Linked DNA regions of Mus musculus: all the other regions are linked to region 1. Evidence: chromatin loops called from intact Hi-C (ENCODE). Cell type or tissue: left cerebral cortex. All regions are shown on one strand. Each heading gives the region's core, and the rest is flanking DNA. Links, peaks and the distances in the headings are about the cores only.

What was found. Hi-C counts contacts between places; a loop is a spot of excess contacts. Peaks named below come from ENCODE experiments on the same cell type or tissue, not always from the same donor. Only the 100,000 strongest peaks of a DNase experiment are listed, where the experiment ranks them.
Region 2: it touches region 1 in a loop (5-fold over the local background); 29 of 42 quality-filtered maps call a loop at or near these places.
Region 3: it touches region 1 in a loop (2.5-fold over the local background); 2 of 42 quality-filtered maps call a loop at or near these places.

The regions. Positions count from the first base shown.
Region 1 is chr14:23,578,864-23,586,717 of GRCm38, reverse strand. The region is part of intron 5 of Kcnma1 (potassium large conductance calcium-activated channel, subfamily M, alpha member 1); the gene reads left to right. Among named protein-coding and RNA genes, the nearest start is that of Gm51422, 67 kb to the left of the region's middle. In left cerebral cortex, for the core only: a CTCF peak has its summit at 3,308 (motif pointing left); DNase peaks (open chromatin) are centred at 3,297, 4,412, 5,248 and 5,804; H3K27ac peaks cover 1,250 bases.
Region 2 is chr14:24,000,740-24,008,593 of GRCm38, reverse strand. It overlaps Kcnma1 (potassium large conductance calcium-activated channel, subfamily M, alpha member 1), which reads left to right and starts at 4,389. Exons shown (of 28, transcript NM_001253364.1): 1 at 4,389-4,846. The coding sequence starts at 4,469. 4930519K11Rik (RIKEN cDNA 4930519K11 gene) reads right to left here and starts at 3,603. Exons shown (of 3, transcript NR_131107.1): 1 at 3,457-3,603; 2 at 3,140-3,299; 3 at 2,757-2,913. In left cerebral cortex, for the core only: CTCF peaks have their summits at 2,840, 3,470 and 4,374; DNase peaks (open chromatin) are centred at 3,877, 4,425, 4,801, 5,796 and 2 more places; H3K4me3 peaks cover 3,664 bases; H3K27ac peaks cover 3,520 bases.
Region 3 is chr14:23,876,194-23,884,047 of GRCm38, reverse strand. All of the region lies in intron 1 of Kcnma1 (potassium large conductance calcium-activated channel, subfamily M, alpha member 1), which reads left to right. Among named protein-coding and RNA genes, the nearest start is that of Kcnma1, 120 kb to the left of the region's middle. In left cerebral cortex, for the core only: no CTCF peak of the experiment used is centred there; a DNase peak (open chromatin) is centred at 4,398.

The DNA of each region.
Region 1 (7,854 bases), core at 1,383-6,382:
TTTATTGAGCAGGTATTATGTGCTTAGCACTGGCTTGTGAGTATCACAGAAACAGCCTCCCTCTTTGTTAGCTGTGCCATGTTTTTAAACAGATTTTACCCATATTCTCTCTCTGACAGAATGAGGAGCGTGACTGGGGCCTCCAATGAATGGAACTTATCCATTCTAGGTCCAACAGTAGACCTTAACACCTTCAACAAATTTCACTAGAAAACAGAACACTCTAGTATGAAATAGAAAAATGAGCTAGTGGCCAGTCATAGAGGAAAACAACAACGAAATTGAGGCTATCTACTTAAAAATATGACTTTGTATCCTTTGTGTGTGTGTGTGTGTGTGTGTGTGTGTGTGTGTGTGTGTGTGTGTGTACATTCTAGAAAACAAGAACAACAGGTTAAAATAGGACACAACATAGTTCCTGTTTGAGACTAAGGTTCAATCTTATTTTGGAAACAAGATAAACAGACATGAAATGGCAGTAGGTAACATTGCCTACTATATAATTAAGTTCAGAATTGCCAAGCACAGCAGAAAGCATGGGGGTGAGGGGTAGTGGTCAGAGGAGTGAGAGTAGCATATGCTTGTGTGTGTATATGTATGTGTGTGTGTGTGTGTGTGTGTGTGTGTGTGTGTGTGTGTGTGTGTGTTATGTATCAGGGATACAGAAAATTCTGTGGAACACTGAGCCCCAGATGAGGTTGGTAGTGGAGGGCAGAGCTTGCCATGGAAAAGGAAGCTCACTCCCTGAGGGGAGAGGACTGCACTTCACAGAATAGTCTGAACCAATGGAAGATAGAAAGTCTTTTTCTTAGGCTCATGTCAGCCTCACCACCATAATAGATGCTTGTAGTTGTTTTCTACTGACATAGAAACCTATCACCACAATGTTGTGCCTCAACACAGCCTCTGTGCCTCATCTCATAATTTTTTAGCCTGGAAGTCCAACTTGGGTCTGGCTAGGGTAAAATAAAAGTATCTTCAAGAGCTGGGAAGATTGCTCCCTTAGTGAAAATGCTTTCCTCATAAGCATGGAGACCTGACTTCAGTCCCTATCACCCACATATAAGTCTGGGTATGGTAGAGTGTGGTTATAATTCCAGCAATGGGGAGGCAAGGTAGATCCCTGGGCCTCAGTGGGCAGCCAGGCTTGCCAGTTTGGCTGGTTTTAAGCCAACGAAAGACTCTATATTAAAAAACATGGCAATAGCAACTGCAGAATGATACCAGAGGTTGTTCTCTGCCGTCCACACATGGTTATACACAAATGCATACATACTCACACATTTACACACACACACACATACACACACACACACACACACTGGGGTGGAGAAGGAGGAAGAGGGAGGAAAAGAGAGCAAGGGAGGGAGGGAGAGAAGGAAAGAAAGAGGGAGAGGGAGGGAGGGAGGGAGGATCTGGCTCTTTTCCTGAGGCTCTGTAACACTCTAGGCAAAGAGCCATGCCTTGCTGCTTCCATGTCTATAACCCTCCTAGTCCTTGACTCATAGCTTCTTTTCCCACCAGATTCAGCAAGGTTGAGTCCAGGTAAAAACTAAAGCAGAGGCCAAGCGTGGAGGAGTGCTGCCTGCCAGCGTATTCCTCCTTGCTTGTTCAGCCTGCTTTCTCATACAACCCAAGGATGGGCCTCCCATATGTGTGTGTGTGTAAAACCTGACATGCTTGCCTATAGGTCAATCTTATGGAGCCATGTTTCCATGTTTTTTCTCCGCTGAGAGTTTCTCTTCCCAAATGATTCTAGATCTTGTTAAGGTAACAAAAGTTAAAAATTTTTAAAAATCATAAAAAATGCAGGTAGGACAGGTGTCATTGTAGATTTGAAATTAGATAAAATTAAGACTCAGTTCTTCATCAGTGTTACCTACATGTCAATAACTTAATAGTCCCTTTAAATGGTGGTTCCTATGTTCTAAATTGTATACATAAAGCATTTCATCATTCTAGAAAGTTCTATCTGCTCACAATGCTAGTGTGTATTCATGATGTGTTAGCACCATGGCTTTCCACCTCTCCATGGAGGACACTTCTACATACAAAGGAGCTTAACAAAAGTTTGAATTGATTTTTAAGAAATTGAATGAAAAAATGAAATAAAAAGGAAAGGAAAGGAAAGGGCATGATTGCTCCTAGCATGGCAGAGGAGAAAGTTTATTATAGCTATGTGGGAGAGCATAGTCAGAGACAGACACGTCTGGGAGAGCCCAGAGTAGACATGACTCTGTTCTGTGTGGGGAGAGGAGAGGAAGGGAGACAGGAAAGGGGGAACTTGATACAGCAGCCAGGAGGCCAAAGGTACAAAAGTGACAGGTAACCAAACCAAAATGCCTGGATTATATAGGGAAGAGTCCAGGGTCTTGGGTGGGATACCCCAGCCATTCCCTGTAACAGGTTAGGACTGAGGGATGCTGGGAGAACCCGGAGGCAAGGGTCTGCTTTGACATGTTGATAAGCATCTCGGCCATTTGCACAGGTTTGAAACTTAGCAGTAAGTCTATCTTTTAAAGAATTAGATAGTTCTCCTGGGATCACCAAGAGGGCTCAGTGGGTGGAGATGCTTGTCAGCAAGCCAGGACTCATTGGTGGAGAGAGCAAAATGACTTACACAAGTTGTCCTCTGGTGTTTGCACATGGTTGGGAAGGCAAGTGTCCAAGCACACAGACACACAGACAGACAGACACACAGACAGACAGACACACACACACACAATTAAAAGTAATATTAAAATATAAAAAACAATAATTTCCCAAAAAACTCAAAAACCTTTCTATCCAGATGTTAGAGGCACAAGTCTTTAGTCCCAGAACTCAGGAGGCAGAGGCAAGCAGATCTCTCAGACATCTGAGCCAGCCTGGTCTACAGAGTGAGTTCCAAGATGGCCAGAGCCATATAAATAAACCCTGTCTTGAAAAACCAACCAACCAAACAAACAAACAAACACAAAAATAAGACAAAACAGCAAGGACAAAAAAACCTTCCATGAATAGATGGTTGAGAAGGCATTAGCTAAAAATGGCTGTTGAGAAGGAATCACCACCCCACAATGCTCAAATTTAGTCAAGTACATTTAAAGCCTTGACATCCTAAGTGTAAATATTACATATTTTATTATATATTATAATATCTTACATATAACATGCATATAGTATGTATACAATATACACATTAATATTTTACATATATGAAACATTGGGTCTGACTCAGAGCCTCTGCTTGTCAGGCTCCCTGCTCTGGGGTAAAATGGCCCTTTAGGTGCAGCAAAGAAAAAAGAAAGCTCTCTGGTTCCCTCTACAGGATGGCTCTGGAATTTCCGTATTGAGAGTAAGTAGTGGGTTAGAGAATACTCTAGCTTCAAGTTCCTGAGAGCCCTTCATTAGTAGAGGTAGGCTAACCTTGAACTCACTTTTCGATCTGCCATCTATGACCATAAGACCCCTCCTTTATCTCCATCAAGAGGTCCCAGCACTGGAAGGGCAGTCCCCAGAGCCCTCAAGATCACCTGCACCACCTACCAAGGTGGCCTAAATTCTAGTTTTAGTTTCTTCAGTTTCTAAGCCCAAGCTTTCTAACCCCCTCCCTTTAGCTTGTAGCTTTATTTAAAAATAAAATGGGGGAGTCGGTCCATGAGGCTCACATCTGCAATCCCAGCAGTAGGAGACCTAGTATAATGGCACATGCCTTTATTCCCAGCACTTGGGAGACAGTGGCAGGCAGACCTCTGTGAGTTTGGGGCCATCCTGGTCTATATAGTGAGTTCCAGGGCAGCCAGAGCTACATAGTGAGACTCTGACTCAAAAAATAAAACAAGACAAAAGCAAACAAACAAAAGTTCAAACAAAACCAAAAGACAAAATAAAACAACCAACAGGAATAATAAACAGGGAAAAGGAACAAGTATGGCTTCTCTTCTTGGTATAAGTACGCCAGTCTTTAGGGAAGAAAGAAAAAGAAAGAGGAAGAAAGAGGAATGTACAATCTAAAAGAAAAGTTGCTTCTATGACCAAAATAAGGCTGGATGTGTTCATATTGTGCATATGCGTATGTATGTTTGTTATTGTGCCTATAATTAATAGGAGTAAGTGGTCTACCAAGCAAGTCTGAGATGCATGTCATTTCAGGTCCATTTGAGGAAACCAAGACTTGTAGATGTTAAGTTACTAATTGCTGAGAATCACAAAGTTAAGTGGCAAAGCCAGCCTCTAAACTCAGGCAACCCACCTCCAAAGTCCAGGTTCCTCCTGTAATTCTATGCTGCTGCTCAAATGCTAATCGCACCCAACTGTTATAGTTACACACAAAAGGAGTACCATCCAACCAAACTGACTGTGAGATGCAGCCTTCCCTTGTTCCAGTGACCTGACAAAGCCAGAGGGACCTTCTAACAGAGTGTTCCACATGGTCCCAGTTGAGAAAAAATGAGGAAGAAAAATAGAAAACTCAGTCACTATTTAAAGCCTAAATTAATTCTAGTTCTATGACTAAGCTGGCTTTTCAGAGATCCTTCTCTTTGCAGTTGGCCTTGTAGAGTAAGAAGGTCCATTTTAAATACATTTCCAGATTCTTAATAAAAAAAAATAGTTAATGTCATTACTGTTGGTCTGATTTGCAATGGCATTAGAGATGTGTGCTCTTTTGATCTAAATATTAGTGTTCGCCAAATTCACATGTAGAAGCTTCACCCTAAACCTGCATCGTTAGAAGGAGTAGCATCTAGATGGTGATTAGGTCATGACAATGGGGCACCCAGAATAGTATTACTGCATATGTTGGTACCTTGACCCAAGGACACTTCACCCTCCAGATTTGTGAGCAATACATCTATGTTGTTATAAATTATCCAGTAAAGGTATTTTGATGTAGATGCTTGAAGGGACCAAAACATAGGGCCACACCCTTTGTTTGAATTTTTTGAGAGGGAAAGAGAGAGAGAGAGAGGGAGAGAGAGAGAGAGAGAGAAAGAGAGAGAGAGAGAGAATTCATTGATACTGTGAACATTAGTAATAGCATTGAGACTAAAGTATGATTAAAGTTGCTAAAGTGTGGCGAGATAAATAAGTCCTTTGCTAAGCTCTGTCTCCATGGTTGGACTTTGAATGAAGGCAGTCCCAGCAAAGCAGACTGGTGAAAGTTTAGATGAATTTCAGGAAGCAGATTGCTGTTCTGGTAGCTGCTGTACTTGCTAAATCTGCTCCTGGAGAAATTACACCTCTTGAAGAGATTTCCAGTTGTGTCCCCTTGATATTGCTTTGTCAGGGATGTGCTTTAAATAAGATGTCCTCCGTAGGGAGCAGGGATTCTAAATCCTCATCGACTTGCATGGCTGTTATATGCCAAATTGGAAATAACTTCCTGAAATGAATGTCTTCAAGGAATGAATTCAGCAGGAGGTTTTCACAGATGCCAGAATCTCTTCAGATGGTTCCGCTTGACCGGGGTGTTATTAGAACAATCTCCTTGGGCAAACTAAATCTCTGGGACTGGACATATTTACCTTTGCAGCATCTAAAAACATAGCAATAATAAAACTCTCAATTCTTCCTTGAGATCTAAGCCTGATAGTCTGGCCTGGGTAGTGAAATGGGAACTGAGAACTGAATGCTAGTTAGAAGCTCAGGGACAGAATAGCTCTTATTCAACTGCTCCCGTGTGTTCCCGTGACTTAACCGCGGGAAGGTGTGCATGTTGCCTTGTGAGACACCAATGCTATATTCAAATGTGCTCGTTATGTTACAGTTCCAGCAATGTGAAGGAAAGCTAGTATCTGAGTGCTGAGTGGGTTACAGGGCTCTAAAGACAAATGGTTTTTTTCCCTAGGGAGTTAGAACTGAAGCTATCACCAACATGCCTGCAGACCTGGAGACTTAGGAAGTGAAAACTGTCAATCTAAACCTCCACACCTTGCTTTCCTAAAGAGAGAATGAAGGATGCTTTTACAATCTGTTTCTTATGCAGGCTCCAATGACCTTAGCAGGATTTTAGAATATCCTGGAGAACATAGGCACCTCCTACTGCTGAGGCTAGACTGCATGTATTTCAACTTGCCTATATACCAATCAGAGCCACCAGAATGGTTTCAGATTCCCTGAAGAAGTCCAGTAGGCAGCCAGCATTGAGGAATCTCTCACTTGATGCTTTTTAAATGAGAGGCACATACCAAACCTTAGGAAAAAATTTTATACACACAAACATGCACACGCACGTGCGCATGCACACACACACACACACACATACACACACACACACACACATACACACACACACACACACACACACACACACACACACACCTTCTAAAATCTCTTGTTAGACCCTCTAGAGACAAGTAAGGAGAATTTTTATAGAGCACAGATGAACATGGATGGATATTCTAGAGGACTGCTTCTGAAACTTCAGTGCCTCTCAGAACCACCCAGAGGTCTGGTTCAACCCCAGGTTTAGGCAGTGTGTGTGTAAGGCACACATACAGTGCGTGTGTAAGGCAGTGTGTGTGTAAGGGCAGAGGTAGAGGGTTTTCCTATAGGGTCCCAGCGACGAAGGTCCAGAAACTGTGCTTTGAGGTCTGTGGGTCCATCTTACTAGGATGTCGAACTTGAATTCTAGAAGTGTCTGCTATGCCAACTATCAAGATTCTCTTACTTCCAGAAACCTTGCTGTTTTAGGCTTCCAGATGTCAGGTTTTACAGAAATTCTGTACTTTGGGGACTGAAGCCAAAGCATTCACATATTGAGATATATCTAGTATATTGTATCCCACGTTATAACTTCAAATGGATCAGTTAAGCCCTTTTAGAAAGTCTTCGGTTTCCTTCTGTGCAGTTCCCTTTAAAGCTCCTCCAAGTCCTAGGTTGCAGCAAGAGGGGATCCCTGGCTCTTGTTTCTTTCCACGTTTGGTTGATGCTCTTCCTTCCCAACCTCCTGAGATTGGGTTAGGGCCAGCTCGTGGCATGTTGGAGATAACAGAGAGAAGACTGCTAAGGGAGGTTCCAGACTCACTTCTTTTCCGTTCTCTGGGGTCTGACCTGTCTCCTCTGTCAAGGATAGAGCCCCTTAGACTGCCAGTCTCGGGAATAGGTCTTGTATGGCCTTATTCCTAGGATAACTCATTTTAACTAGCTTTATTCTTTCTACTTTATCTTCCCTGGAGATACCTTAGGCCTGGAGATAGAACTGCATGGTGGGTGATAGACACCTATCTCCCTTTCCCTAAGATGTATTTGTTATTGATGAAGTTTAATACTGAGATAAGTGACTCTTTGATTACATATCAGAATCACAGAGTTCAACTTCTCTTTCTCTCTCTCTCCCTCTCTCTCTCTCTCCCTCTCTCTTTCTCCCCCCTCTCTCTCCCTCTCTCTTTCTCCCTCTCTCTCTGTCTCTCCCTCTCTCTCTCTCCCTGTCTCTCTCTTTCTCTCTCTTCCTGTCTCCCTCTCTCTCTTCCTGTCTCCCTCTCTCTCTTCCTGTTTCCCTCTCTCTCCCTCTCCTCTCTCTCCCCTCTCTCTCCCTCCCCCTCTCTCTCCCTGTCTCTCTCTCCCTGTCTCTCTCTCCCCCTCTCTCTCCCTGTCTCTCTCTCTCTCTCTCTCTCTCTCTCTGATCAAGTAGCAATGTATCAGCCTGTCTTATATAAGGTAAAATTAACTTGATATTTCCTAGTATACAAAAAAAAATATTCCCCTGGCCAGATTGGATGTACCCTTCCTCCTCCTCCTCTTCTTCTCTTGCCCCTCCTCACCCTCCACCCCATACTCCCCATCCCCCCTCTTTACTCTCCCTCTCCCCCTCTTTCTTCTCTTTTCATACGAGGCACTGAACCTAGGGTCCTGCTCATGCCTGTTTGGCCA
Region 2 (7,854 bases), core at 1,584-6,583, 420 kb before region 1:
TCCCGTGCTTACATTGTTTGTTTGACTGTGAAATGTTCTTCAGGATTTTCAGGTCTCAACTGAATGAGTCAGCCTCCCTTTGAATAGTCACCAAGTAGTGGTCTACCAGAAGACGCCACCAGAGGACGCCACATCACTTAGGGAGGCATTACTGAATCTCCCAACAGATTCGTAATTCCTTTTTGTAATGTGAGTCTCAGGGTTCATTAGGTCCAGGCTGGGGCTGGAGAAAGGTGAAGCTCAGTGACACTGTGACACTGCTGACATCTGCGTAGACAGCCTTTCAGTCTCCCTGGACTTCATTTTTGTTTTTTTAGTTTGTGTGCTTGTGGTCTTCCTCTCATGTACTTCTTTTAAGTCCCATGGGGGAATACCCAGCTTAGAATAGGTAACAGATTTGAAAACCCAGGCTTGCTCTGAAGGTGACCATAGACACATGTGCATTTGCTGAAGAGTCTGGGAAGCTATTAAATGTATTTACAGGCAAATGAATGGCCTCACTATAAGTTTCTACTTTTATTTCTCCTGCTTTTATTTCTTGTACAATCCTTCTAGATACCCAATCTGTAGACACGCCTACAGAAGGTAGAGATGATGCTCTGGGGTTATTTGTAGATACTTCTAGATCTTCCCATTTTCCAGGCTAATGAAAGAGTAAAAAGACAATCAGTAGGCATGGGTGACAGATCCTGTGCAAGCTGGATGGGTTCTGTTCCTCTGGAGCTTGGCCACAGCCTGGTATGTGGCCCTCTGGGATAAAGGCTACAGACAGAAGAGCTCAGAGATTCCTGCAGCTGTGTGGTCCTGCTCCAACTGTCTTTCTGAGGGGCTGTGTGGGTGTACAGAGCAGTAAAGTGGAGGCAGGGGCCCCTAATTGCTGCTCTTCCCACGGATTGCACTCTATGAGCAAAACCCGGGGCCAGAAGATCTGATCTGGTCCCAGTTTGTCCAGTTTATGGAGTGTGTGTGTGTGGTGTGTGTGTGTGTGTGTGTGTGTGTGTGTTGTGGTGTGTGGGTCTAATGCACAGTGCTTGGAGGGCATAGGTTGATGCCAGATGTTTTACTTAGTCAGCTTTCTACCTTAATTGAGGAAGGCTCAATTTGGAGCTTACCCCTCCTGGTTTAATTTTGTTTGTTTGTTTGTTTGTTTGTTTTGTTTTGTTTTTTGGCTTTGCTATTCATCCTGAAACTCCCCTGGTATCTGTATTTCTTTCTACCTCCCAGCATCAGAGCATATCACTATGCCTTGATTTTATGTGGGTGCTAGAGATCTGAACTCAAGCATTTTTCTCACCAAGTTCTCTCTCTTGCCTCTGGTTTCTGTTTTTGTTGTAGCTCTCGGAATGAACAGCACAAGCCTGTGATGTCCAAGGTTCCTTTTGAATGTGAGGTTCCTCTGTGTCTAGGGGGAGAGCCTCTTCTTAAAAGGCTGGTCAGAGATGGGCAAAGGCCTGATGATATCTACTTCTGGTAGTTGGGAATACTCTCATTCTGTGCCTATATCCTGAGTACCCTGAGTTCACACAGGAACAGGCAATAATATTGACCCTGAAGGTCTCTGATGAATTCTGATCAAGTCATGGTTTTGGACAACACTGGAGATGCTGAAAGCTTCAGTCAGCAAAGTTAGGGGTGGTGCGAGAGCAGACAGAGTGGTGGCTGGAGTAGGTGTCTTATGGGACTTCTGGAGCCCTTTAAATGATGATGATGATAATGGTAATGGTGTGGGGACTTCAAATGTGAGAGGACAGAAGGCACAGCAGCCACTAGCATCTTGTTAAGTCATCATGATAATAGTTTTCAGGGGGATCTAGGTTGTAGATATTAGGTAGGAAGAACCTAGAGGGTACCACTGGCTGCAAAGGTTCAAGTTTTGCTCCTATGGGAATACATTCTGAAGGCTCGATGACCCATGGTGGGGCAGGACAGTACCTGTCCTTTGCTGACTTATGCTATGAATGTTATGAGTTTTAAATGTTAATTCTTGGACTTAAGGAAAGTCCCTCAGGCTTGTGTCAAGGCACAGACCCAGCTGGTGAGAAGGCCAATAAAGGAATCTCAGTACCGCAGCCTCTTGCACCTCTCCCCAGCCTTTCAAAGTTCAACTACCCCAGGATGTTGGAAAAGCGCCAGGGCCATTGAATGCATGGGGATTGTGTTGCAGCCCTCTGAGTGCAGAAGGATGGATGATGCTGAAGGGGAGACTGAGGCAATTTCTGCTTCTAGAAAACACCATTTATTGCTCTCTTCTTTAGCACCCCCCTTTCTGTGTGTGTAAATGTGAGTGTGCCCCATAGCATGCACATGGACATGAGAGAATGGTTAACAGGAGTTAGCTTATTCCTTTGACTCTGTGAATTTCAGGGATCAGGCGCAGGGGGTCAGGTTTGGAGACAAGTACCTTTACCAGCAGAGCCATTTTGCTGGCCTTCTGTTGTGTACTATTTTATGGGGGAGGTGATTTTGACCTTAAGTCTTTTCTAATGGATATGTATACTGAGCCCAAGGAATGTACCAACCAATTTGAGACTCACATATTTTCAGTGTCTGCCAGGCTTGGCCTTCTTTGGCCCTCTGTATCCTAGGGCCAGGGTGTGGCTGACCAATGATTTAGGTCGAGACAGCTTGTTCAGGTAAGGAGGCTCCTTTGGGCCAGTTTACCATATGAAGAGTCTTGAAAGGAACCTGAGAATTCCAATTAGACTATAACTAATGAGCTGGAAACTTTGGGGAAATCACTGTGGGCAGTGAGGGGAGAGTGATCATCTTGGTTTTAATTAGCACAGGAAAAAGTTGTGGTCCAGCTGCCAGCCTGGAGAAGTGTCCAGAGGGAGGAAGTTTCTGTGTGCAACGATAGGGGGACTGGGGGTGGGGCGGGGGACAGGGGCTGCTGAACAATCCTGGACTCCTTCCCTTTAAAGGGGAGAAACGGGAGACCAGAAATGTAGAAAGGCAAGCCTGAATGCAGAGTACCCGTCATCCATTTGCCCTTCCCACACGAGTCTAAAGAACTAGGAAGCAGCCCTTTAAGAAACCTCCTTTTCTACCCAGTTTGTTCCACACCAACCACCAGGCTGCTGTCATCTTTGCTTAATAAGGAAACAACAAACAAACAAACAACAACAACCAACAAACCCACCTGCAGCTGTCAGAGGTCACAGACTACCAACAGACTTCCAGATGCCCCAGTTGTTCATCAGCAACTCACAACGTGGCATCTTGGAAACGAAAGAGTGAACTCTCTGTCAGCAGGTGTACTGTACTGGCTAGGGTCTTCCTTAGTCTCCAAGCCTTAGAATCTAGGGGCAATAAGTCCACTGAATCTAGCTGACAACCAGCCACTCCTCTCCCTATTAGGGGCCCCTTTGGGAAAACCGGCCTACCCCAGACACCTGGTGGTTTCCCCTTCTGGTACCCTGCTGAGCCTAGAGGGGCGCAACACCTGCAAAGTCCTACCTCTAGGCTGGTGGCGCTATACTCTACATCCTGGAAGATGGGGGGCCGCATGCCCCACCACTGCCAAATGACCTGCTGCCCCTACACAGCCCCAAGCCGAGGCGAGTTAGCCCGGTAAGCCTCCTCCCCTCCCGCTTCGGGCTGTTTGAGCCCGCGCCCGCTCCAGTTGCTGCAGCTGCCACTGCTGGCGGCTGCGGGGCGCGCGGGGCGCGCGCCGAAGAGGCTCGGGCTGCGAGAACGGGGACGAGGAGGAGCCCGAGGAGGCAAGGAGGAAGAAGCGAGCGGAGGCCGAGGAAGCTCAGGGTCACAGAGACCCGGCCCGAAGGGGTCCCGCAGAGCATCGGCTAGCTGGCCGCGGAGGCAGGGCAGACCGCCGCAACCAACCTGCCGCGGCCCCGCGAGCACAGGAGGCGGCGATCCAGGAGCGGAGCGCAGCCCCGGGGAGGAAGGGTGGCGCGGGCACGCCCGGTCGGGAGGGCGCGGATTCTCCGATCCTAAGGAGCTGTCGCCTCATCACCCGAGAGAGCTGTGCGGGGACGGGCGGGAGACCCCGGGCCCGGGCGCAGCGCACACGCGTGGCGCACGCCAGGCGGGCCGGGCGGCGCCGAGGGTACGCGGGATCGCGCTCACGGAGCTTCGGGAGGCACAGACCCCGGGCGCGGACCGCCCGCGGCGCCCCCTGGGCTCTCGGTGCTCCGCGCAGCCCCGGGGGCGATCGGGGCCGGGGTCGGGGAGTGGGAGCCACCCTCCCTCATCCCCTCCCCCCCCCGGGCCGGCCGGCAGCCCGGGGGAGGGCGGGCGGCGGCGCTTGGCTGTATATATCTCCGCACACCCTGCCAGGTCGCGCACAGCGCCCCGAGCCCAGGCGCCTCCCCGCCCCCCTCCCGGCGCTCCGCGGCGGCGGCGGCAGCGGCAGCAGTAGCAGCAACATGGCTGTTGATGGGTGTTCGGGGTGGCGCTGGCGGCGGGAGGAGCTCCCTCGAGCCCCTGCGCCTGCCGCCCATTGCTAGCTATGGCAAACGGTGGCGGCGGCGGCGGCGGCAGCAGCGGCGGCGGCGGCGGCGGCGGCGGAGGCAGCGGTCTTAGAATGAGCAGCAATATCCACGCGAACCATCTCAGCCTAGACGCGTCCTCCTCCTCCTCTTCCTCCTCCTCTTCTTCTTCTTCCTCCTCCTCTTCCTCCTCGTCCTCGGTCCACGAGCCCAAGATGGATGCGCTCATCATACCGGTGACCATGGAGGTGCCGTGCGACAGCCGGGGCCAACGCATGTGGTGGGCTTTCTTGGCCTCCTCCATGGTGACTTTCTTCGGGGGCCTCTTCATCATCTTGCTCTGGCGGACGCTCAAGTACCTGTGGACCGTTTGCTGCCACTGCGGGGGCAAGACGAAGGTAACGCGCGCCCCGGGCGCCCGCCCCTGCGCCATCCCAGCCGTTTCTCGGCGTCCCCCGCAGCCCACCTCTTAGCTCCGCACTGTGTCTTGCCTCCTGCTGTCCCTGCCAGCCTTGTCCCCGCCGCTTGCCCTTCCCTCCCCTCTCCTTGTGCCCTCGGATTGTGCGCCAGGGGTGAGGAGTTGACCCCAGCAGGTGCGCTCCAGGACGCAGACCCCCGCTTTAGTTCTCTGTTTATTGTAGGGCTATTGGTGACTATGGCCGGACCCGGGTTGGGGGGACATGTGTCTCTTGGGCACGTTGTTGCGGAGTGTGGAGAAGGAACCTTGCAGGGACACAGGAAGCTGAAAGACCCTGGGTGCGTGCGGGACACCACTCACTGGCTGCGGCCAGACTCCTCACGGTGGACTAGTTGGGACAGATCAGCTCATACTTTTGTTGTTGTTGTTGTTGTTGTTGTTGTTGAGGAAATCAGTTCCTGGGGTCCCAAAGAAGGGGGAATCCTTTGAGCTAGGGAGAAAATCTTTTGCATCTGGGAATTCTGGGGGGGAAATCATGGAGAAAGTGGGGGCCCACGGATCAATAAAAAGTTGGGAAGACCCATCCTAGAATGGGGTCAATCTATGGAGAGTCACTTTCTAAAAGTGGCATGGTTGCAAGTCTGATGTCACCGCCCACTCCATCCCTTACATTTTCTTTGTGGAACATTACCCTACCCCAAGTACTTTTGCCACCTCTACACTCCCCTCCCAGGCCATCAACTTTGGATCCCCACAAATACAGCCAGCAGCTCCAATCTGTAGCACCAGGGCTGCACTCCTAAGAGTCCAAGGGACCTCTGCTTCACTAAGCCCCCTTTTGGCACTTGATGTGGCTAGAAGTCGTCTTAAGCTATTCCTGGCAGAGTCGCCCACAGTGTTAGGACTCACATCTCAGATGTGTGGTTGCTAGGCTTTACTCCTGGGCTGTGGCCATCTCCCTAGAGGGGTCCCTGCCCACCACCTAGCACTTGCTGGGGGGCGGTGGACCGGGGGTGGGCAATGTTTGAGCGAGAACTACAGAATGAATAAAAGAAAGAACTGGGAAAAAAGAGGAGCTGAACTGGGTGCAGTCTTTTAGAGAAATTCTCATCCAAGAGGACAGAATAGCACCCATACTTTTGGACAGAGGATATCTCTAGGGGGATTGTGCAAGACACTCATCTTGGTCCCCAAATGTTCACACCTGCTCTAGAAAAGTTCATCCGGGACCCCCTTGAGAAGTCACAGGGCTCAGCAACTTGTAGCAGCGTACAGCTGCTAAAGAGAAGAGTTAGGCTAAGGGGGAAGGCTATGAAACCCAAGGGCAACCGAAGCACTCTCTGTCATTAATTATACATCACCGTAGGTGCTGGGCTCAGCTGTGTTTTGTGGCAGCACATTTGTGTTTTGGAAAATACTGGTGTGTTGGAATAAGGGAGGAAAAAGAAAAAAACCACCCTTCCTTCTTTGCTTCCTCTTGGCATTGCTCTGAAAGCCTCCAATGGTGACAGGTGAGCTTTGTTTAGAGTCCCCTTCTTGAGGATGGAGGTTCCCCCTTCCTTTTCAAGGAGAAAGACCGATGGCCTTCCAGAGAAGCCCTCAGATTAAGCAAGGTTCCTATAGCCAGACCCAGAGATGGTCTCTGTCTGATCATAGAATCACATTCACCCATTCTTTCTCCTGCATCTTCAGCTTGTCCTGGGAGTGTCTCCCTCTCATACTGAGACTTGGTGACTATCTTTAGTTGCACGCATCTCAGTTACTTTCTATATGGAAGTGACTTGGGTTGGCTTTTTAAAAAAACTACTTTCTGTTTTCAGAAAGTGAACAAATTTGGTCATAATGAGTCCTTTTTGTCTTTCTAAGGTTTTAAGCGGAGCGTCTAGCATCTTTTTACTCTAGGGGGTACCCTGTGCTGGTATAGTGTGTGTCATGAAATGTCTCTTAAGGAATTTACATAAAGAATCCCCTTTCTAAATAATGACCAGAATAGCTTTTGCCAGTTTTCTCAGAAAAAAGGTTTTGTGTAACAACAATTAAAAAAAAAACAAAACAACAATCCGTACCTATTCCTCTACATATATTTTAGCTTTAAGACTAGTGGAGTGCACACAGTTGAGAGTTTCAATGCAGACCCTGGAGTAAAAGATGATTGTGGTTGATTGGAAAGATTGAAGGTCAAAACAGAATAGCATCAAGCTCTTTTTGGTACTGTGAGTTCCTTTAGAATCGTGCCCAGTTTTCTTAATATCTGCCTCTTGATTCGTTGGATTAAATTGTGCGTATACTCAACTCCCTGTACCTAACAATGGTAAAAGAGAATTTTTAGGTGCTTCCCTTTCTACCTTCTGGGCTCTGCATTTGTTTTGCAGTTATTCATCTCCTCTTTGCTTTCCAAGTATTCAGTAGTTTTGTTAAGACTCGGTACAGAATAAAGAATTCAGCTCAAGTTTAGAACACTTGTGACTTGCCAGGCTCCGTAAGCAATCCTCTGCTGCCTTTCCACAGAATCTTCTGCCCACCCTCAAGCCTCTTTGCCCACCCTGACCCTAATCCGGGTCCAGTGTGGCTTACTAGGAGCTGGAGTTCCGGAGAAGGTATCTTCTCAGCATCTGACATTCCTGAGGGGACATGTTTCGGCAGGAGCCTGGAATTTTATATATTTGTTCTCCAGGTCTGCACCGTGGTTTTTTGGTCAAAGGAACCCAAGACTGTGGACATATATCTCAGGGTCTCTGTTCATTTGTGCCTCTGGTCTCCAAATAACACATAGCTAATGACTTCATCATCATCATTATTATTATTATTATTATCATCATCATTTTTTTTAAAGGATTATAAACATTTGGGGAGAAGAAGGGAGGAACAAAGAATATTTATGCTAGGTGTGGTGGCCTGTGCCTGTAATTCCTGTACTCAAAGACAGTGGCAGGAGGATTGTGAGTTTTAAGTCAGCTTGGACTAGGTAGCCATAGCCTGTCTCAGATA
Region 3 (7,854 bases), core at 1,584-6,583, 300 kb before region 1:
GCAAATGGCAATGTTGGCTCTACCTGTCTTGCTCCTTAGGTGTGAGGGGTAGTGTTTCGCCTTATTCTGCTGGTGGCTTCTGCACAGAGTGCTCTTATGGCTTTTTTCTGCCACTTCACCTCTGAGAACATTACAATTATGGTTGTGCTTTACTGTGTGGGCTGATATTTTAAGCCTCTATTGTATAGGTATTAGATTGTATTTATTATTTTTATGATCTCATCTTCTCCTAAGTCTTAGCTTTCGTGTTCATTGTTATTTGTGATTTGAGAGTTATTTAAGCTTAATGAAACTTCAGGCTCATGGCTAAGGTTTTGTTCTGTGGACACTTAGGTCTGATCAGTGTCTTAGCTGTGCATATAGAACACTTACCACCTATGGAACATTCTGGAACAATTGCTCTGATTCATTGCTCTTTCCTCTGCTTTTGTGGCACTGCTAGGGATGGACCCCCTCCAGGTGAAGCTAACCCCCTGCCACTGAGTCAGACCCTCAGCCTCTACATTTCATTTCTTCTAAGGTTTACAACAGTGTGTGGCTCCACAGCTGTATTTTGTGAATTAGTCAGACTCAAACTGATCTTTCTTCCTTTCAAAGGTTAACTGACATCTTCTGCTTGGGTGCTGTGGAACGCCACCATGGAGTCAGCAGACACATCTGCTTAATTGTATGGCTGTTCCTTGACCTTCACAGCCAGGTCTACCCTATGGTCTGAAAAGTGGTTTTCTGGTTTTGTTTTGTTTGTTTTCGTTCCCCCCACTTAGTTCGGTTTATAATGGTCTGGCTGTCTAAGTCTGTTGAGTATGATCTGGAATCCAGCTTTCTCAGTGGTCTGCCTCTCTCAGAATTCCCCTCCTTCCTCTCGGGAGTATTTGTGTATCAGGTTTCAGGAGCAAGCAGCCCTGGCTTTGGCTACTGACAGGGGACTCAACGCTTGAGTCCTTTGCTGAACCCTGTGCTGGGTTTCTTACCTGCTGTATGTTCCTTCTTGAGTTGGTAGAGTGAGGCTAAGAGTCATGTGACTTGGTTGTGCTCACTATGGATTGAAAAATGTGTGCTGAGAGGCCTCGCCTTACACTGCCCCATCCAGGCACCAAGAGGCAGGTAGAGCCTGTGCTCTGGCTGTGACCATAAGAGGGTTCTCTGAAGTCATTCTTTTGTTTTTCTAGACTTATACTTACTTATGTGTAGGTATGTGTGTCGTGTCTGTGTATGTGTGTGTATGGAAGTCAGAACAGAGTTTCAGATCCCCTTGGAGTTGGAGTTACATTTGGTTTTGAGCAGCCAAATATGGGTTCTGGGAGCTGAACTCAGGTCCTCTATGAGAACAATGAGAGCTCTTAGCCACTGAGCCATCTCTCCCTTCCCTGTTTGATTTTTGACTCTGTAGTCCAGGCTATCCCAGAACTCACTGTGTAGTCAAAGCTAGCCTCCTTAAAGCAGTCCTGCTGAGATGACAGGGTGACCTCTGGGTGACCAACGAAGCAGTCATCCTGTTCCAATCCTTTCTTTGAGTTCTGTGTTCTCTGCTTGGATGTTTACAAATGTCTTTAGAGGATTGATGGCTGCTTTTTGTGGCTTCCATCATGAACACCGTCATGGTTTGCCCACAGTCAGGGAAGGCTGACTCTCCTGGACCTCTTTGCTGTTCACCTCATTTCAGGAGAACACTGTGTGGTTCTGCCACCAGATCACTGGTTAAGGAAGGCATCTCACGTGGTTCAGCCACCTGTGAGGCCACCCCAGAGAGCCAGAGCCATCTGTAATTCCAGTGGGAGCTCAACCTCACAACACTTTTCTGACTTGGTAAAGCCACTGCTCTGAGTGCCAACTGTTTTCCTCTGGCTTGCTGTTTGACTTGGCCACCATGCCAGGTACAAACTGTGCTCAAACTTGTCCTCCTTCCTGGAGCTGCCACCTGCTGTGTCAGGGACAGGCCCCTTATCCTCAGCCAGTGTTCTTCTGATATACCAGCCATGTGATTCTTGGGGCTTCCCAGTTTTGCTATACACATACACACACACACACACACACACACACACATACACACACAGAGAGAGAGAGAGAGAGAGAGAGAGAGATACATACTGGCAGACACACAGATATATCTGGACATACATACACACACACATATATACACACAGAGATACACAGATGAATCCACACACACCCATACATACATTCAAACACATATGTACACACACATATGGGGGGAGACAGAAACAGAGACAGCCAGAGACAAAGAGACAGAGACAGAGAGACACAGAGAGATAGATATGCAGAAAGACACAGATACATCCACACACATGCATATATATATGTATATGCATATATATATATACATATATACACACACACACTTCCAGATACACCCAGACACCCCCGACACCCCCCCTCACACACACTTGGATCCACAAGGGCAAGAGGACTCTTGCTATGACTACTTCTCTCCCCTAGCCTGGTTTACCTCCTTTGGCAGGTCTTACTTATCTGGGCAGCTCTGTTCTTTCTTAGTCAGAAAGGATGACCAAGGTAGCCTTCATCTTCTTTATTCAAACATCATGCTTTTTCTTTTATGTTTGGGGCACATGGATGGCACAGGTTTCCAGCGTCTTAGGGGTATTTCAGGCTTTCTGTCTTCACTGGGCAACTGCTTTCCTTGGAGGTTTCTCAGAGGAACATTCTAGATGTAGATACATGGAAGCTTAGCTTTCTCATCTATCATAGATCTTTCTAGAATGCAGAAGCTGAGAGGTTATGAATACTTGCTAGCTAATATGCTTATTGGTCCATATCAAAAAGAGAAAGTCACAAAAATGTGTGCCATGTCCAGCCCTTGGGTACCCACCAGGTCCTGAAGAATCGGACACCTTAATCTTGGACCATGGAGCAGCAGAAGTGAGAGACAGTATGTCTGAGATTTAAACTACCCTGTGTGCATACTTATTGACAGAACCCTTACAAATGAACATACCAAGCTTGCAAGAAGAAATCCACATCTATTGGTATCAGAAGATCTGTATGATCCAGGCCCTGAACTGTTTGGAAATGACAAGGCTGCTTAGCTATGTGGGAAAGTGCTCTCTGAGCTACCAGGACTCTAGGCAGCTTCTGTAGGCAGAGCACACAATTTGTGGCCTTCCTGAAGGCTGCAGACCTTCCTTCCTATGTTTTTCTCTGAGCAGCTCCTTCCCAACTTCCTTAGATGGGGTCACGAGGATGTGGCATTGAGGGTGCCCAAGACAGACAGGAATATGAGTGTCAAGCCCAGCAGGCATCAGGACCACCCTTTTGCAGAGCCTTCCTCAGTAGCCTATCCTGCTCAACTTAAGGCCCGGAAAAGGCACTGGATAATGAAATCTGTGACTTTGTTTTTGAGAAGATACCCAGATTGAGCAGAGGGTGCCTTTCAAAGTCAAGCACAATGTGATGAGTCTTTAGCACTGTAAACCTCTGCCTTGAATGCCTTATCTGACAGCACCCCCCAGTCTGGAGTTGTGGTTCTCTTTTATCTTTATTTTCTTGTGTGTGTGTGTGTGTGTGTGTGTGTGTGTGTGTGTGTGTGTGTGTGTGACTGTGTATGAGGGTATACTTGTCTTTAGGGATGCTTGCATGAGTGTGTGCAGTGTATATGAATGTGAGGATCAGAAGTTCACATCAGTCAGTTGACTTCCCCATTTGCTTTATTTGCTGAGGTGGGCTCTCTTGCTGAACCCATAGGTCACTGGTTTGGCTGGTCTAGAGCCAGCCTGCTCCAAGGATTCCTTGTCTCTGCTTGTCAAGGGCTGGGATTATAGGCTGCCACTCCTGTGAGGCGTTTATATAGATGTTGGGGATCTGCACACTGGTCCCCATGCTTAGACAGCGTGCACCTTACCCTCTGAGCCATCTCCCTAGCCTGTGCTTGTCATTTTGGAACGTTAGCTGCTCTAGTTGATGTCTGCACTCTTAGATGGCCAGGCTCCTCTGTGAGTAGGAGAGGAGCATTTGCTTGGGGGCTGTCTTCCTCCACCATCTGCAGCAGAACTGTGCCAGGTGTTTACTGGCACTGCCCAGAGAAGGTATCACAGGCTTTGGGATACACAGGAGCTCCCTGGCGTGTAATAGGTTAGCAGGAAAATGTTAAATTAAATGGCCTAATCACATCGGAGTTTGCTGATCCCTGCAATGAATGTTCCCAGTGGTGCTGGTCTTTTCCTTGGCCAAGATCGTAAGCCACTGGGGTCAGGCATGACTCTCTTCCCTCAGCTCTTGGCCTCTCTGCTCTGGGTTGGGCACACTCCCCTTCCAGCACACCTATGTTGATTGATTGGTATGGTGTTAAACTTTTGGCTTTTTGTAGGCAACTGTAGGAGGGTGTTGAGCTTTACAAATCTGCCCAGTGCCTAAAATTGAACTACACATGTAACTCACTCACATGCATGGCTCAGTTGGACTTTCCTCCCCCCTTCGTGCTGCCTCCAGCTCACGTCCCATGCCTATCAGGCTGGGCTGCTCCTTCATACTATGGTGCTGCCTTGGCTGGCTGGAACCGGATTTCTGACCTTTGGGCCTTGGATCTCTGTGGTACTTTGTTGTCATACTGAATGGCAGTGATGCCTTTCTAAGTGTCCTGCCACATTGCTTCTGTATTTTAAGAATGAGACCTGCTTCTTTTGAGAAGTGTAGAGAGAGATGATGGGCCAAGGGTTTCCTGGAAGGGGCTGGAGGTCTTTAGCCCACAGTCAGTCTCTGTAGTCAGCCAGCCTTGCCAGAAACAGTTGTTAAGTATGTTTAAAGGACCCAGCTCAGTGCCAGGAGCAGCGGGGAATCTGAAGAGCTGATGAGTTTGCAAAGACAAGCAGCAGAGAATTTGGGTTAATAAACTCAGACTTGTGTCCCAACTGTTTGGTTCAAGTTTCCACTGTCTAGCATTGACCTTAGGTGAACGATTTTGCTTCTCTAAGCTTGATTGCTCTGTAAATTTCTACAAGGACTTTCGAGCATCAAATAAGATAATGCATGTGGGATGCTTCAGTATCTTGCCTGCTACATTGTAGGTGACCAATTAGTCGTTCTCAAAACACACCGGTGCCTCACCTTTACTGCTGTGTGCCAGGTGCTGGCAAAGAGGTTTTGTCAGGGTTTGTGTATCCACTCTGTGTGGGAGCCCAGAAAAAGACAAAGGACAAATTGGCTGTGAGAAACTTACCTGAGGTGGAGAACTGGGTTTTAACCCAGGCAATCCTTCTCTGAATTTGTGACTTTAGTGGCCTTGCTACCTGGTCTTGCATAGAGACCAGCCTGCAAGGAAGCTCCATATAGAATGGCCCAGTTTCCTCATTCTTAAATTCCCTGGGGGAATTCATTGAGTTTTGTAAAGGATTTTAAGTGATGCCTGGCCTGTGTTAAGCACTCAGTATCTGGCAGGAGTTTCTATAGAACTAGCTTCACACAGCTAAAAGTTAAGGCAGGTCAGTGGTGGTTGCTATGCTCCATTAATCCCAGCATTTGGGAGGCAGAGGCAGGTGGGTCTCTGAGTTTGAGGCCAGCCTGGTCTACATGGAGAGTTCCAGGACAGCCAGGGCCACATGGAGAACCCCTGTCTTGAAAAACAAAACACTTAAATAATAAAAGCTATCAGATGACCCAGACTATTAAAGCAGACATTTTATTTTATTGTACATGACAATTCTTCATCCTTCAGGACACAATGTGGTGTTTAATACACATAAGGTCTTTATGCTGATCAGATGGAGGTGATTAGCATACACATCATCTTAAACATCGGCCACTTCCTCATTGAGGGGCATTCAACAGCCCATAGCTTAGATATCTGGAACAGTTCATTGCTGCTCTCTGCAGTTACCATATTGGACAATAGGATGCCATAGCATTGGCTAACAGGCACAGATGTTTTATGAGGGGAGTGGAGCTCAGTGGGAACTGAGTTCTGAGAGGTGGGAAGACGGCCGGGCATTCTCTGTGAAGGGTTTCTTATATGAGAGAAAATGGAGAGCCAAAGGCTGGTGTTCTAGGAGCAGAGTCTGAGTAGAGGCCAGGAGGGATTGTTGTATGGATTTTGACCTATGAGCAGGTCCTGAGAGTTGTCATTAGCAACCTGACTGTCATGGATCAGAGCTGTTTCGGCAGCCCATCGCTGCAGAGCAGAGCAGGAGCCACCAGGATGACAGAGGTGGTGAGCCACGTGAGGTGGTTGCTTTTTCCCTCCATCTAAATGGGGCTTGGGATTATTCTGAGGTACTAGCCCTTGGCCCCTGGAAGAATCCAGAGCTATGGGTTAACTGCCTTTCAGCTGCTGTTTATGTCATAAATGCCTGTCACACGAGGGGCCTTAAAAATAACCCGGTGGCTAATAGCATTTCTCAAAATAACTGCTTGAGAAGTGCTTTGCTGGGCTGTGTGGCTACTAAAATTACACTCTCTACCAGTGGGGATGGTGTTAGTATGTGTATGTATGGGTTGTAATCCTGTATTTCCAGGGTGAGTCCCACTCTTTATTGTCTTTTGTCCTGTGGTCCCTCTTGTCATGGTTCTGTGTCCAGGAATGATGCCTTCTATGTCACTGTGCAGTTCCCTTCTCTGCCCCATGGCTCTTGGCATATTGGAGAAACTCTCCTACATGGCCTTGTTGTCCTGCCTCAAGGAGCAGAGTTTTGAAGAATCTTGGAGGGCGGGGTGGCCTTATTGTGGTGCTGGCCTGATTCCTTGGCGTGCCAGGTAATAATAGCACACCGTGGGGGGCAGATCTCACTGTGCTATCCAAGGGGGAAACTGGGCCACAGAACAGCGCGGCAGCCCCACTCAAGGTGACCTAGTAAGTGAAGGTGTGAACACTTGCATTGTCAGAGAGGAGCTCCAGGAGCTCTTCAGGGGGGGTCTCCCAGGCCAATCCTTTGGGTCACCCAGCAACCAGGTTACTCAAGCTCCCTCCCTACTTGCAATTATATCCAAGGGGATGTGGAACCCTACAAGCTAGCCCACAAAGCCGAGGAGCAGTATTATTAAGAGTTTGGGGTGAAGGGCTGAGGTCACTTGAGGGTGGTAGCCAGTTTTTCTGCAATCATTGCTTACATCCAGAGGGGTGAGTTTCCAAGGGGAGTACTTACTGCAACTGACATTTCATCGTATGGGTCCCTGCTGTGGCCTTGGCTCTCTAGCAGGTGCTGGAGTTACAAAGAGGTTCAGGGTAATACCTAGTCAGGGAACATTTATAAGTTAGTGTGTTGTCTGGACACCTAGCTTAGGATGCTGTGAAAATGATCTGCATTCAGCAATCACTGTACTTCAAAGTTTTATCTTTTCCCAATGAGTGATATATGGCATGAATCTGCCCCATGGTGCCAGGCAGCAGCCATGAGCCATAGCTCTTGGTGTGGCCCTGAGGCGACTCAATCATCTGTACTGTGATTATCTCAATGTCCAGTAACTGATTTAAGTCCAGCACTCTCCAGACCCAGTGCGCTTTTATCTATATTAATAGTGTGTGTCCACTCTGGGCTTAGATTCGTGTGCGGTGTTCCCTGCACATTAGATAGCCAGCAGTTACTAGAAAACTGGCTACATTTTAGATGATTCTGCCCAAGCGTGAGTGGATGTGTGTGTTCTGGGTAGCTGAAATCTGGCTATGATAAGCCCCACTGCTTGGCAGCTTATATATATTATGTGGCATTTTTGCATATAATATTTTTTATCTTCTGATGGCTTTACTGAGCCATGGCCCTGTCATAAATAAAGGATGTCTGTGTGTAGCATCCTTATGACAAGTGGGGTTCTTGGTATGGTAAAGGTGCCTTCAAAATGTTTGCTGGACCACTGTCCACTGGATTCGTATAGTTCTGGAGAATAAAGCCC